Regions from separate parts of the Homo sapiens genome. Here region 1 is linked to region 2. The links are chromatin loops, found by intact Hi-C in ENCODE. Cell type or tissue: endothelial cell of umbilical vein. All regions are shown on one strand. Each heading gives the region's core, and the rest is flanking DNA. Links, peaks and the distances in the headings are about the cores only. Region 1 holds the start of LINC02471 (long intergenic non-protein coding RNA 2471). Region 2 overlaps CNTN1 (contactin 1).

What was found. Peaks named below come from ENCODE experiments on the same cell type or tissue, not always from the same donor. Only the 100,000 strongest peaks of a DNase experiment are listed, where the experiment ranks them.
Region 1: it touches region 2 in a loop (4-fold over the local background); 15 of 110 quality-filtered maps call a loop at or near these places.

Annotation. Positions count from the first base shown.
Region 1 is chr12:40,149,234-40,157,584 of GRCh38, reverse strand. It overlaps LRRK2-DT (LRRK2 divergent transcript), which reads left to right. Exons shown (of 9, transcript NR_186757.1): 7 at 5,442-5,556. LINC02471 (long intergenic non-protein coding RNA 2471) reads right to left here and starts at 1,346. Exons shown (of 2, transcript NR_146526.1): 1 at 1,242-1,346. In endothelial cell of umbilical vein, for the core only: a CTCF peak has its summit at 4,618 (motif pointing left); a DNase peak (open chromatin) is centred at 4,584.
Region 2 is chr12:40,917,748-40,926,098 of GRCh38, reverse strand. It overlaps CNTN1 (contactin 1), which reads right to left. Exons shown (of 24, transcript NM_001843.4): 4 at 7,328-7,460; 5 at 3,671-3,843; 6 at 1,447-1,542. Among named protein-coding and RNA genes, the nearest start is that of CNTN1, 230 kb to the right of the region's middle. In endothelial cell of umbilical vein, for the core only: a CTCF peak has its summit at 4,325 (motif pointing right); no DNase peak of the experiment used is centred there; H3K27me3 peaks cover 386 bases.

The DNA.
Region 1 (8,351 bases), core at 108-8,107, 770 kb after region 2:
TCTTTTCTAAATCCAGAGAGCATAATACCACCCCTTCGAAAAGAAGTGTCCACTTGCCCTTTGGCCAAGCTGTAAACAGACGCACCAAGAAACTTCCTCAGTGAGGCTGTCATCTTGGCATTAGATCCATGAGTCAGAGATTTTGGCTGGCTAAATTGTAAAGACCACTTTGAATAACTTGCAATTGTCTTGTTTCTTAGACTATGCACACTTTCTCTCTTTCAGTTAACGTTAAAATGATATATGCAATAAATTGCATATTTGAGTAAATGACATACGCAATAAATTACAACATATGCAATAAAATCAATTAGGTAGCCTTTTCTGAAATTCAGTAAACCCACCAGGAAGGGTCAGAGATAAACCCTTGATATCTAGCAAAAACAAATAAAAATAAGATTTTCAACAGATCAGTGGATTTCATAAAAGATAGAACGTATAATATGAAAGAAACACTGAGGGTACATGATCATCTGTGAAGCATAATGTAATGAGAACAATACTGGACTTGAACTAAAAGTTTTGTGTTCACAGCCCAGATTTACTCCCAACTATATGATGTTGAGCAAATTACTGAATGTCGCTTAAGCCTACGTTTTTGCATTTATATAAGGATAATAGTACCACCTACCTTACAATATTACTGAAAAAGATTCAACTGGGCAAGGCTAATTAAATAATAATAAAGTATACCATATTCTTAGTTTCCTTTTTTAAAAAATCTTTCCTGAATTTTGGTTAGAGTAAGTCCTGATTCAAAGGACAGATGTGTGTGTCTTCCTTCCTTGAAACTAATACTGTTTCTGGTGAGCTTTTGCTCATCCAACTCTGTAATAGAAATCCCATATTCTTGCTATAAATAAAGGCCTTTATAATTTGTGACATTTACTTCTTACCTAAATATTCTGCAACTGCAGATCTCAGACTCTGGCTCTGTCACATGAAAAAAGTCTTCTGTGTGCTCACTGCGTCAGCATACTCTACCACCCTTTCTGTATCACCTCATATGGTAGGAGCTTACATAATTGTAAAGTGGTTGCATAGCAACCAAATTATCAAACACCTCCATCCCACTTTTTCTGTCTTAAACCCTCAAACAACTAGTGGAGCATTTTCAGTTAACAACAGTCTTTAATCAGAGGAGAGAAAATTCCAGGTTGCTGATTCAGTTATTTCTTTTTATTTACCTCTATTTTTATATTCACCCGGCTCGTGTGAAAAACAAAAACTGAAGTACTCACAGATGAGGCAGTGTTTAGCATCTAAACACACCATATGCCAAGGGATAGATGTTGTTGTTGCAGCTGTCCAAAGTTAGCCAGGTTAACACTGACAAACAGCTTCCCCCAGAACATGAGAAAACCACGGCCGCCTGCTCCTTGTTGGCTGGTGGAGTGAAACAGACTTTACAGTACACTGGATCAGCTAAACTGTGAATTACAGGTGAACCAAAGCCATTCTGTCAGTCATTCAAGGAAAAATGACTTCACTCAGCTAGAGGACACTCCCTTGACAAAAAAAAAAAAAAGGAAAAAGGACTTGAGAAATCATTGAATCAAGACCTTCCTTGCTCAGTTCAATTGATTTGCCTAAAGTCATAAAAACAGTAACTTAGTCGCAAAGATGTAATAAGGAAAAATCTTCCTACTTGAATTAAGGATTCCTCCAAGGAGGCAGCATGATACTGTTTTAAGAGCACAGGGCATTAAGTATAACCACCTTGGTTTACATTCTATTTCTCAATTACAAGCTACCACCAAGTTAACTTTTAGGGGTTTCAGTTTCCACAATGCTACCTTACAGCATTATTTGGAGAGCTGCATAAGACAATCCACATGATATTCATGTTACTGCACCTTGTGCAAGTTAAGTACATGTTAGCAATTATTATTATTATTATTCGGTGGTCTAGGAAATCCAAATTTGTCTGGTCCAGAAACAAACAAATTGTCCTATGTCTTCAAAAGAATGGAGCATCCTACATTCAATGGAACTGTAAAGTCAAATAAGCTTTAAAAATTTAAAACTATATCTAAATCACTGACTATTTGGTTTAAAATTCTGTCCCCCCTGGTTCTTGGATGACTATTCTAAGTGTTCAACAAATTTCACCAGCTCAAAACAGTAACCACATATAATGTGGAATTAAGAAACAAGAGTTTGTATTTCTACCTAAAACTCTCATTTGACCCTTTAAACCAGATTCCAGTTTTTTTTTGCTTTGTTTGTTTGTTTGTTTGTTTTTTGGTGGGAGGAAAGAGGAAGAAAATGAACAAAACAAAAATATATGCAGTATAAGAAACCCGGTCTAGTTTGAGCCTTGAGCCATGACGTAAACATTCTTTTAAAGAGAAGCTTCCATGATTAATTACTACAGTTTATTTTTTCCCCCTCTAGGAAATCAACAATCAACTAGATGTAACACTTGGGAGAGTTTATTTTTGGCTAGCCTAGTAATTATAGCCAGAACAGAGCAGGGCAGGTAGATAGGAAATATTTTAGAAACTATTTTATCAAAGCATCAGGATTTTCAAAAAGAACAAGGCAGGGGTTCCCTCCCACACTTAAAATAACAATGAAAAACATGGCTGCGGTTAGATTCTTTAAGAAAAAGAATAAGTTTGAGTCTTGCTCTTGGGCCTGGCCACGCTTATCGGTGTTATGCTTTGCATGTCAGATGCTCTCTTCTGTAACAGTCTTCTCTTTGCCTAGTGAGGAGGAAGACTCATTCTTTCTGCAACCTCAAAGAGTTAATCAATATGAACATAAATATTCAACAGATATCAATTGTCCTTTTGCCTACCTCTGTGATACCAGGAATATTTTCTCAAATGACTTCCAAGTGTTGTTTTGCCATGTCTGTAAAAACAGACTGTCAGAAGTGTCTGGATCAAGCAATGGGAGCAGTTAAATAGAGCTTTCACCCCTTTCGTCTTTCTTCTGGAATAATTTCTCTGACTCTCATGCATACAGTGCACACTAGCAGATGCTAGCGTTTTGGCGTTATCTGTGACCTTCTATAAAAGTTGCTACTAAGATGGGCGCAGCAGCTCATACCTGTAGCCCCAACTACTCTAAATGGCTATGGTATTCTCAGGCTAAACTCATTACAGTGTAATAATCTGCTATTCCAAAAATATTTATTTACTTGATAGCACAGTGGACCCTGAAAGGCATTGTAGGTCTTTTTGTTTGATTAATTGCCTGTTCACTTTGTTTTCAAACATCATCAATATAGAAGAGGAAAATGATATTAACAAAGACCATATAGTGCTTAAAGTATGTGAAGCTGGTTAAAATATTCCCAGTTGATATTTCTTTCTCTGGCCATATGAAGAAATTTACAGGCCAGTCATGGTGGCTCACATCTGTAATCCCAGCATTTTGGGAGGCCAAGGCAGGAGGATACCTGGAGCCCCGGAGTTTGAAACTAGCCTGGGCAAAATAGAGAGACCCCCCATCTCTACAAAAATAAAAATAAAAAGGAAATTTACAATTTTTGGCTAAGAGGATATAGTATCATGTGAGAGAACTTTAAAACAAACTTAATCCAGGCAGTGCCACCACCCTCTGCCCCCACCCATCTTCATTAGTACTGGATCAGGAAGTACTTTATACTCAGTTATCTTTGCTTTTCGGTGCTGTGACCTTGTATAAAAGTTGCTACCAAGCTGGGCGTGGTGGCTCATGCCTGTAGTCTCAACTACTCAGGAGGCTGAGATGAAAGGATCATCGCTTGAGCCTGTGAGGTCAAGGCTGCAGTGAACTGAGATGGTGCCACTGCTCTCCAGCCTGAGCAACAAAGGGAGACCATGTCTTAAATAAATAAATAGAGTTGCTACTACTATGTTCAACTGCAAATGTTAGATGAACAGTCATTTAAATGAGAATTGAAGCCCATGGTAAGAAAGACAGGAATTTTTGTGATGAATTAAGTAAAAAAGGTGGTTGGTTGAATTTGACTCACTAAACAATGGTGAGTCAGTTAGGAAGTTGAGGAATGTGGACAAATGAGGAAGAAAAGACCAATAAAGAGCAGGTACATATATAGAAGTGCCAATAATATCAGCTTCTTTTAGCCTAGTTTTTCCTAAAACTTTGGGTACTTAGTAAAATTGTTGAAAAGTTCATTTGAGAATCATCTGGAACAACAGGGATGAACTTTGAAAAATTATGTCAATTGAAACTTTATAATTCCACTTATATAAAGTACCTAGAGTCAAATTCATAGACACAGAAAGTGGAATGGTTGTTGCTGGGGGTTGGGGGAGGAGAAAATGGGGAGTTATTTTTTAATGGGTATAGAGTTTCAGTTTGGGAAAATGAAAAAGTTCTGGAGCTGGATGGTGATGACGGTTACAAAAGAATGTCAATGTACTTAATGCCACTGAACTGTACACTTTAAAACAGTAAATTTTACGTTATGTATATTTTATCACAATAAAAAAGAATCACCTGAAAAAAGATAGCAAAGGAGGAAACTGACTAGGATACAATTGAAAGAACCATGAGAAACAAATAAATATATATAGACCAAATTCCTATTATCATAGTCTGTTTTTACCTTGAAATGTATAGAAAAGTTCAGCAAAAGAGTGCCCCCTTGTGGACCTCTGCGAGGTGGCAACATGCATAATTAATCCTGAATGTCCCTGTACAATTACAAGGCTCTTTTGAATTATACATGCTTGCATTCCTCGATGACAGGGGCCTCAAAAGCCTCCCAAAAGTTAACTCAAGATCAGAGACTGAAGAAAAGGATGCTGATATATTTTGAAGAGATTTCTCTTAATTTCTAAGTTGGCAGAGTCAAGACTATTCATTTCTTGAAGGTTTTTAAAAGTTGAAGTTTAACGGTTGTTATGGAACTGCAACTTAGGATGTTTAAGTTCATGTTGGGTTTCTGGAGGAAGTCTCTCTACAAGAAAAAATATTTGGAGTGTTTTCTGTAGGGGATATCTTTGAAGATTAACCTTCATTCATCACTTCAATTTGTTCTGTTTCTCAGCAAGAATGACTTTTTCGTTACTTCTATTCAACTTTGCTCTTAATAAATAGAAAACTAGAGAAAAAATAAATATCTGTATGACTTCCACAAAGTGGTATAATGTCCTTCCACAATATGTATGTTAACACTTTTATTTCAAGTAGCTTTTTGATGATTATATAATTGTTCTTTTTTTTTAATCTACAGAATTTAATCAACCTCATATAGTGGCCAAGGAACATATTAAATAAGTTTTTCAAGGTCGTTGAAAGAATGAATGGGAAAGCAAGATTAAAATTCTGATATCCCACAGTGATGTTAGCTGGTTGCCAACACTGTTGCTCTACAAATGTAGTTCTTAAGTAGAAACAATTTTTTAGTTGGAATTTCTCAAGGTAATTCTATGATTTTGTGAGGAAAAATGACATAGAATTGACCAAAATTCCTTTTGCAGGCATAGGTTCCTAACTGTGAATATCCTGATTTTGAAGAAAACAGTAGATTAATTTCAACTGCTGGCAGCTTTCACTTGACCTTGCAAAGGTTACAATTATCCAGAAATCTCATACGTAAGTACCGTTTAGTGAAAAGTTCAAATTAAATATCTCTTTACACGTGGACTTCTGTTTCCTTAGGATCTGGAGCCTGAACCAGACTAGTATTGATATAATAACTGTACCTAGCTTAAACAGTTTGTATTGATCCACTCTGAGATGCTTTGGAGACCATTAGTCATAAGTTCACACTGTTATTGTAAAGCTTTACGAACCGGCTATTATCCCTTCCAGTTTTAACTATGTGGAAGTTTTTTTAAAAACTTTTAATTTTGCAACAATTTGAGATTTACAGAAAAGTTGCAAAGATAGTGTAAAGAATTTTTTTATACCTTCAATCAGTGTCTCCTCATGTTAACATCTTACATTATTCTGCTACATTTGGCAAAACTAACAGACTTATACTGGTACATCCCTATTAACTAAACTCCAAATTTTATGTAGATTTCACTAGTTTCTCCACTGATGTTCTTCTATCCCAGATTCCCATGCAGAATATCATATTGCATTTAGCCGTCATGTCTCCTTAGTCTTCTCTTCTCTGTGAAAGTTTCTCAGTATTTTCCTATTTCTCATGACCTTCACAGTTTTAAGGAATATCTATTTTGTAGAATGTTAGCAAGTTCAATTTTAACCAAGAAGATAAAAGTTATACACTAAGAATGTTTTTCTCATGATTAGACTGGAGTTATGGGTTTTCATATCAGGCAGGGGTATATAGCATCAACATAACTTATCACTGGTGATGAGAACCTTGACCACTAGGTTAAGGTTGTGCTTTTCCACTAGAAAGTTGCTATTTTTCCTTTCACTATTCTTTGGGAGAGCATCACTGAGTTCAGCCCACACTCAAGGTGGAAGGGAGAGGAGAGAATATCTGCATATGTTATTTGAAATTTTCTGGAAGGAAAATTTGCCAATTGTCTCCCATTTATTTATTTGTTCAATGATTTCTTTGTACCAGCACAGACTCGTGTGGTGTTTTAAACTTTGGATTATAATTCACTACCACATTATTTATTTCACTGCCCAAATTATTCCAGCTTTGGCCATAGTGGTTTCTTTCAGGTTTGTTACTGTGACCTTTTGACATGCCTTCATTTTTTAGGGGGTGGGGGGTGTTTGTTGTTTGTTTGTTTTCTTGCTTGCTTGCTTTTGAGCACTTCTGGCACTAAAAGATGATCCAGGTTCATCTAGTATTTACCCGATCCCAGCCCTAGAATCAATAATTCCTTCAAGGAGCTCTGATTGATTGTTTCTATTGGTGACTGATATTTAGAAAGCAAGATCTAGAGACTTAGTGTGCTCATTGCTATAGGGTGTCATTGCTTCTAGGCTCTCCCAGCAAACTGAAGTAGGAAACACATGTATGTATGCTAATAATACATATATATGTATATAATCACATCTATAATTATTTCTCTGTCTCTCAATATATATATAGATGATAAGTGGTTAGATAGATGATTAGTAGATATTAATAGATAATAGGGATTCCTACTGAAGTCTCTAACACTAATATATAGTACTACAGAGTTTATTTGAGTCTTCTGTTGAGACTTACTAAAAATCTTGAACTTTACTTCCTTTTATTAACTGAATATTTTTGGTATTATGTTTTATATTAGTAAAGGATGTTTCCCTATTAAGCTGATGCTGGTGTACTTTGGTAGCATAATGATGTTGCAGTATCATTCTCTATAAATCAAGCAAAAATGTCTTGATCCATGTGGCAGACACTGCTGATTATCTGCCTAATATTTCATCTCTTCTTCATTCCACAAATTTTAAGGACAGCACTGTGTCCAGTTAAAAATTCTCCTCCATAGACTCTTTTTAAGGTAGAATTGCCCCCATGTAATCTAGACTTACAAGATGCAGGAGGAAACTTCCTGTAGGAAGCTTGTGGGAATGTCATTGTTTTCGCAATAAAATTCACCTTTGCCCTTCATCCTGCTCTCCTCCTCCCATATGAGACATGCAAATGACATCTGGAGGTGGGGCAGCCATCCTACAACCAAGAGGATAAAAGACACTAGAATGGCAGAGAAGGAAGGGAGAAGGAGCCTGGTCTGATGAGTTCTGTTAGCACCATCTCTAATGCATCATCTTTGGTCTGCCTACCCCTAGACTTCTTGTACATGGGGAAAATGAGCTCATATTTGGCTAAGCCACTTCTGTCTGTTGTGTAACATTCAACACAGTAATCTAACCCCTTGGGAGGAACAGAAGGACATATTTTTTTCTTTATAAATTGGATGGTCCATTATTGTAATTATATGTGGCATAAAATGCCAGCCAGTGCTTGTTCATTATATTATGCTTAGGTGTGGAAGAGCATATTTCAGGTTCAAGAGTTAGTATGCAAAAAGATGAATGGAATTCAGACTACTTATTCTAAACAGCATGTTTCAGGATTAGCCAAAAGCTCATCCATACATACTATTTAAAGAAACAAACTTTGGAAAAACAAGGTAATTGTGTATGGGTCCTAAGGTCATAGATTAGTATCATAAGAGATTGATGTTCAGAATGTGATTCAATATCTTAAGTATATAGTCTAATAATTCTTGAGGTGGCAAGAGGGGATATGGGGTAGAAAGGGAGAGTAGGGGAGTGTCAGAGTTCATGGGAGAATATGCAGTGTGAAAAAATTAAAATTATAATGATTTTTGATCAATGTACTTAATTTTCTTTGAAAGTGAATAATGATAATAGTAATAGGCATATATGATACTCTGAGCAATATACTAGGCATGTAAAAGAATTATAACATTAACTTGTCACAATAATACTTTGCAGTAGCTATT
Region 2 (8,351 bases), core at 130-8,129:
GACCTCTGAAGGCTGGTAGCTTTTCCTGTTTTGCTCCACTGAGGCATTTCTGTGGCATACATTGTGCCTGCTGTATAACAAATACTCATAAGAGATTTTCTGAGTCAATGAGTGATGCAGTGAAGTCCATCCAGTATTGAATATGGTCAAATGTAGTCACTGGATAGTTTTGGTCATTACTTTGTGGGAAACACTATGAAAATGGTAGGTTTTTAAAATATGTATATATACATATATATATATATATATATATACACACACACACATACATATATATATATATATATATATATATATAATTTCAATAGTTCCTTAAGAAAAAGGTTTTTCTCATTGAAAGGGTGTTAGAAAATTTTGAATTTTATATGTACCTCCTGTATTTATCAAGCAATCATCTTTCTCCTATTGTGGAGAAAATCACAAATATTTGATATGTAAACAACCACAACTCTCTCTCTCTATATATATATATGTGTATATATATATATACACGTATATATATATATACATGTATATATACGTATATACGTATATATACGTGTATATATATACACACACACACACACACAATTTCATGTGGAATATATAACATAATTTTGTGTGAAATATATGTGTGTGTATATGTACATACACACACATCAGATTGATGTATCCCACACAAAATCCTGTATGGAGTTTAAAAGCCTGTTACGTTTCATTCTCTATGGAGATGTTTAAAGTCAAATTTAAGGCATAATATTAGAACTAAAAGAATAGAAACATGATTTTTAAATTGTGAAAACAGGTATTTATATATTGTTTCAAAGAGATATTTGATAAATAAATGAAAATTGGTGAAAGTATATGAGGAATTCATCTTTTAATTAGCACTTTGGTGGCTTTTGTCTTAGCCATATAAAATTACAGAAAACATAGATTCAAAATTGAATTTCATAACAGATGACACTTAATTTAGCCCCATTTATAAAGTAGATGATTATTCTTGCTGATTGGTATTCCTAAGGAGATTAATAATTTATTATGTCTTTATCCCTTCTAGGGTTTAGTTACATACAGTTCACAGTATTTCATAGATACTAACTTGTTAAGAAAATGATTGATTATACATCCTTTCTTGGTACTGTTCTATTTCAGGAATATTTTCTAGAAAATCTAACAGAATTTCCCTATGGAATAGGAACTTTAATGATGACATAATACTATATATATATATATATGTTTATAAACTAAAATGATTAGAGATCCTTGGGACTAGAGCCAGGTGACTGAGCCAAGAAAGAAAGTGTCCACAACAATTAGTGACACATTACAAGGTATGCAAATATTCAGTCTCATTTAATTAATAATAAGCCATGATTATTAATAATGTAGCATTATTACTAAGAAAATGGAAACTTGTCCATTTTGTTTCATAGATGCTAATAGTCAGAGAGGAATTAAGTTTACCTGGAAAATGGTATGGGGGGTCACAGAGAAGCACCATTCCTTTCCCTTCTTTTACTCTGACCTCAGGACGTTCCTCAGGTGGGAAAGGATCAAGATCTAATTACGAAAGAAAAAAAGAGAAACATTCACTCTCTGGTCAATAGAAAGAGAGACATTCATCAATTTTACCTTTCAGCAAATAACTCATTCGTGAGATACAGCACTTCTCAGTGGTTTGGTGAAGCCTAGTAAAGTCAGCTCCTCGTTCTTACATTGCTGAGATTTTGTATAGACTATTAAAAAGTTCTGTTATGAGCTCAAAGTCTATGGATATTGGGAGCAGCCTGCATAAGAATTCTGACAACCCTGAAAATCACAAATATCCTGAAGACTTTTGTTTCAGACTTAGGGAGAATCTCAGTCAGGGTATCTGGAAATACAATGAAATCAGACAAACCAGGGACCTACCAAAGAAAGTAAGTAAGAAGGAATGACTTAGAGGAATGGACTCATTTGAAGGGTATTTCTCTTCCTGAGGGAGGGCTTGGATATCGGGAAGGAATAAGGGTGAAAGGCAGGACCCTCATTAGGGAACGTGAAAGTAACCAATCTCTTGCTCCTTCTCAAATTCTGGGTTTGTTTCAGTTCTAATTTTCTTTACTCTTTTCTATGTATTTGGAACTTACATTTCACTTGATTCCTTGATATTCTTCCAGTTCTTCATTTGTTTTACTGATACTCATTCTATTTTTTTCTGCCTCTCTTCCTGTTCCTAACCTGTGATCGGCACCCAAATTATAACATTGAATTGTTACTTTTCTCAGTATAAAGTGTATACCTCTGAAAATTCATCTATGCTAAGTGTTACTTTTTTGCAGAGGACTTTTCAAATCTACTTCTCTAGGCCTGGTGTCTTACTTGAATGCCATCCCTATCCTCAATAGCTTACTTGACATTTCAACTTGGATAACTCAATATCAAAATAACCTCTGCATGTGAAGCAACCATTTAAATGCTTCCTGCCATCCTTGAAATTGGTTTTTCTTGCTCCCATCCCATTATTAATGAGAACAGAATGTTTCTACCCTCTGACTAGACATAACTTGGAAAAAAAATGTACAGTCTTCTTTCCTTTTGTGCAATGCAACCTGTTAATTCTTTCCTTATGGTTAATGTATATTATTTACATTTCCACTCTCACCACACTAATTTAATCTTACTTCTCTTCCTGGACCTTTCTCATTCCCTCCTGATAAACCCTACCATGAAGGACTTCTTAAAACATTGTTTTCATCCTATAATTCATTTTGCAAAAGATTTAAGTGCTGACAAATCACATACTGGAGATCACCTGGTCCAACTCATCTCCCAATGTAAAATTTTCTTTCAAAACAACCTCTAATTTTTAGCTTAGCACAGTTTTTCATTATTAGCCCTAATTAAAAGAAATGTTTCATGTAATTTAAATTTAAAATAAATTAACTAAAATATAATTAAATTTATTCCTACTATTAGAAGTTAAATATTAGGGAATACAATATTGTCATATTGGGTTGATCTTTGAAGAGTCACAGACATTATGTTGCAATATGTGACATTTTCTTCCCCCAAAAGACAATTTTCACCCCCTTAGGGGTGATAGTGCCCCTTTGATAATACATGGCTTGTTGCTTCCATTGATGTCTTTTTTTTTTTTTTTTTTTTAAGGCAGAGTCTTGCTCTGTCATCAGGCTGGAATGCAGTGGCACAATCTCGGCTTACTGCAACCTCCGCCTCCCAGGTTCCATCAATTCTCCTGCCTCAGCCTCCCGAGTAGCTGGGATTACAGGCATGCACCACAACGCCCAGCTAATTTTTGTATTTTAAGTAGAGACAGGGTTTCACCATGTTGGCCAGGATGGTCTCGATCTCCTGACCTCATGATCCACCAGCCTCAGCCTCCCAAAGTGCTGGGATTACAGGTGTGAGCCACCGCGCCCAGCCTGATGCTAACTTTTAAAGAGTCATTCAAGATCCTCAGACGCTGGCCTTCCTTTATTTGACAACATCATCTTTCACTGTTTCAAGTGCATTCATAGTATGCCTTGTGGTGCTTTGTTGTCTCCATTACACAATTAGGGTCCACTCATCTTGTAAGATCCACCTCATCTATGATGCCTTCCTCTCACTATCCTTTCCTGATTGTTCTTCTTGCTGAACTCACCTAAACACGCTTGCCCTTTTTTAAAAGTTACAGTTTACTTACATCCAAAGCTCAGGGTTGCTTCAGTGCTTCTGACCATCCCGTAGTTATTAGATGCTAAACAGTAGTATATTCCAGCATCTTTCTGTTTGTCAGGGTTGTTGATAACAAGGTTTCCTCCTACCATACTGTATCGATCACTTGTGAGATCAACGTCCCCATTATTCATTCTCCATCTATGAGAAAAAGACACAAAGGTCATATCACAGGTCATGAGACCTAGAAACTCTACGGAGCTAACACAGTTCTAAAATAATTTGGGTACGGCTCCATGTGAAGTCAGACAATTAAGAATATGATTCAGGTGGTATTTCTTTGTACTCTATGATTCTGAGTCTCTAGGACCATAATTTGTAATTTAGCTCAAGTACAGACAAGGAAACATCAAAGTACATGACGTATTTTGTCTTTTTTTTGTGAGGTATCTCAAGTGACAAATATTTTGTTGAGTTTTTCTCCATAAATTGATTTCTTGGGATGTAATTGATAGCCATCTATGCACCAGTTAGATTCATACATATGCAGATATACTGTATAAAGTATTAAAAGCATTGTTCTACCATAAATAAAATACAAAATATCAATATCTGACTCTAAATTTCAAAGTAATTTTTCAATAAAACAAACTAATTGACAGTGGGTTCTGCTCAATAAGTGACATATTCTGACCACTAGAGGTCAGTCACACAATTTGAAAATGATAAAAGTCAGTTGGGTTTTTAAAAATTTATTCCGAGCCACAAATATACAAGTAAATCTGGATTTTCCTCAGCCTAGAGTTAGTGGTCACTTATGTCTTTTCTCATTACTCTAAGATTACTTTTAATAAAGTGAAAAAGAGGAACAATTCTTTTTCTCCCCAACCACATAATATCATAACAATATAAGACATGCTGCAGATAATCAGAGCATTAACTGATAGGGATAGTGTTATAAATAGACTGGAAACAGGGATCTAACTTTCTGATGTGATGATGAAAAGAATGCATGTAGAAAATAGTTCTCAACTAAGAGAACCAACTGTATAATTTTATAATCATTCTTTATCAGGGTTTATCCTTTAAAGTTCCATGTCCTCAGGAAAGTCATAAGCCTAGAGCTGTGGTCAAATCGCTCAAGTAGTAGTGGCTCGTGGCCACATCGCTCATTTCCTGGCCACTTCTAATTAGAGTAATAATCATGCCCAAAAGTCCTAATGACTTTAGAATATCTGTTGTCAAATCAAAGTTACTGGAACATTATTAGTTACAATTTTCGCAGTATAGGAGATAATTTAAAAGCAAGTATAGAAAACTGTGATTTTGCATTTTTAAAACTTACTAAATTACAATCCAATGAATAAAGCCTTCCTCTTCCCCCAGGTGATGGCAATATTGTCCCTGCCTGAACCATCTAGTGTTAAGTTGCTTAGCTCTTGTCAAGACAGTGGGTTTCTTTGTTGGGCAGCTCCAATTTTTGTAATTTCTCCCTCATTATATTGGTTCCAAATATTTGTTTATTATCTTACCTTCCTCCACATGGATCTGATTGTGCTTGTGACATCATATAAGGATTACCTTTTTCTGTCTTTGAAGAAGTTCACTGGTCTAGTTTCAGAAACATAGACTATTGCTACAATCCCTTTTAATACTTTTTTATTGTAATGCTTGTTTCTTTGGGGATGGGGGCAAGATAATGAAAGCCTCAAGGCTTATAAGTCAGAAGTAAAGTACCCTGTTGTACCTCTCAGGATGTTGCTATGAATAGCACGTTGTCCCAGAACATGCTACAAATATATAACTACTATATGAATGAAAAATTGGATGATTACCAAGGTTAGTATAATTTGTCCTGAAATTATGTACATTTTAAAAACTTTAAATGTTCTTTTCCATCAAACTATTTCCATCATGAGCTGATTTTTTTTCTGTTCTTTCCCCCCACTTTTTTTTTTCCTGTCAAATGCAGACTGTCTTCATAACAAGATTAAACATCTATCTGTCTTCTCCAGTTCTGTCTATTAGTGTATGGATAACCAGGCCAAACTCAAAGTGGGAATTTCAGTGCTGGGTGCAACCTGAGAGAGGCAGTTGGTGACTTACTGGCAAAGCAAAGCTTTGCTTTTTATTGTGCCTGTGGGGTGGGGGCATGGGGGCAGCAAGGAGAAGCATAGCCTTTTCCATGTTTCTAGAATGTTATCTGAGAGCAGCCCTTTCTTTTGGTTGCCTCTGTTCTAGCCTAGAGACTGATTTGCTAAGGTCCCTTGTGTGACTGTTAACAACAGAGTGTCACAGCATAAGTGTCACTGAAAGAGTTTTTGGGATTCTATCAATCTATCCAGATAGATAAATAATGAAAAAATTGCATACCTCATTGGAAGTCATAAAAACTGTGTTTCAGTCTTGGATCTGTGATTTACTAGTTCTTGAGCAAGCAAATTTACTTATTCAGGATTCAGCTTCCTCTCCTGTAAAATTTTCTTGGATTGGATCTCCTCTACAGATCCTATTAGTTCTACTATTCCATGTCAATGACAAATAGGCTCTCATTATATATGGCTTAAGGGTGGAAATAAGTCTAGCCCATCAAATATTTTGAGAACAAATGTGTTATTTATAATTTATAAAATACCTACTTATATCATATTTCCATGTATGAAATTGAAACGATAAAAATAATTTCAATGGGATGGTGATTTTGTATCTAAATTCACAATTTTATCTTAAGAATAATTTTGTGATTATAGCCAAAGGCAGGAAAAAACTGAGTACTGTTAGAATCAAATGGGTGGAAAGGGATATTCTCTTTTGTAAGAACTTTTTATAATAATAGAAAGTTACTTTTGTATCAAGGAAAAAATATTAAAATTAACTTTGTTGAGTGACAACTTTCAATTAAGTCAGGTGACATTAACACACTAGAGCCCCCAATTTCTCCATCAGTCACTTGTTTTGTCTTCATGGAACCATTGCACAGGTGAAATTTAAATCCACTGGCATTTGGTTGATTTTTGCATCTCATTCTTTGCATCAGATGAGAAACTGTTAGTATACTTTTATGACCCATCTGAAGCAGGAAAACTCATTGTTGCTTTTTATAAAGTTGTTTTAGATAGCATACATATGTAACCCAGAAAAATAGTAAGAGGTATGTTTATATAGATTTTCCTATAGGTAGAGACATTTAAGAAATTTGCTGTGTTGGGTGGAATATAGATATGAGACTGTTGAAAAATATGGTGCTTTCTACAGTTATTTGTGCAAGATCTTTAAATGTACTTAATATAAAAATTTATCCATATCTGTAGGTATGAGTTATGCAGGCCAGTACATAACAAAAACATTTTATCCTCAAATCTGTATATTTAAATTATGCATAATTTTATGTAACCATTCATGGGCCTAAAAACATGATTTCCATTATACAATTTATAAGTGGATAATGTCAAATGCCAGTAACATTATCTGTGCAAAAAATAGTAAGAGAATTATTTGCATATATTTAAGAAAATCTGCTATTTGAGCATTAGGCAACTTTTTTAATAGTTTGTATGCCAATATTTTTGTTAATGTCCATGGAATTTGCAGAAAGCACTATATTACATCTGTACAAGTTCATAGATGCTGATCTGTGATCATTACTCTGACACTCCACTCTGAAAAGAGAAGCGAGGTACATTACTTGTAAACCGGGAAAGGGCTGGCTCGTGCCCTACAGTTGAGTGAGACTTTTCCTTCCAGTGATTCCTCTGGATAAATGGTATTGATTGGCTGCTCTTCAAAAATTGGTCCAAATCCTTTGTCTTCCTCAGAAACTACAAGAAATATGAAATTGTTTTACATTGTACTGCTTTATAAGTCAAAGAAAATTTGAGAACATTGAAAAAAAATTACTTGAAAAAAATCAGAAACAGAATCTCCATTTTAATTCAAAACAAAGATATTTGCCTCCATAATACTGAGCCAAACATCAGGTTCTTCATTTAAAATTATTTTCTGTGCATCTCCTGTCATTTTTCCAAATGTACCATGTGTTGCCAAACTTAACTACTTTCCACTTCCCCAAACAAGCTGTGCTTTCATGCCCCTGAGCCTCCGCATATGCTTTCGGTTTTCCTAGAATCATCATTCTACTTTTCTTGTCCTATCAAAATTTGCATGATCCTTTGGTGACCTAGCCATAGTTAGTTCCAACAGGAAGCCAAAACCTCTCATCTCTCCTGGCTTTTATTGGTCCTCTTTTGAGTTCCTGTAGCTCCCCATAAAGGTTATGGTACTTAATACACTTGCTATGATTCTTGGTACAACTTTCTGTTCTGCTAGATTGCAAATGCTTGAGAACAGGTGGCTACGTCTTTCATCTGTGTACATCATTCTCCTGGGTTGTCTGGAAAACAAAAGGAGCCTAATGATTTTTGAACAAGAGTCTGAATGCAAAGGAGAGCTTCTTGATGTTGAGAAAATCAGTCTCTTTTCTGAGCCAGTTTTTGTTGATTTTTTTCTAAACATGTGACTAGCGTTGGCACTCAGCACCATCTAGAACAATCAATCAATAAATTACACGGATATTGGATCTGAACAACTGGTTTAAAATTTATCACAAACAGCCGTGTTGAGAAGCAGTTATTCCTCATGGTCTATTCTCCCTGGCAGGGAAGAGTGACACTTCATAGCAGGATGAGGAGAAGAAAATCATTCACATGCCA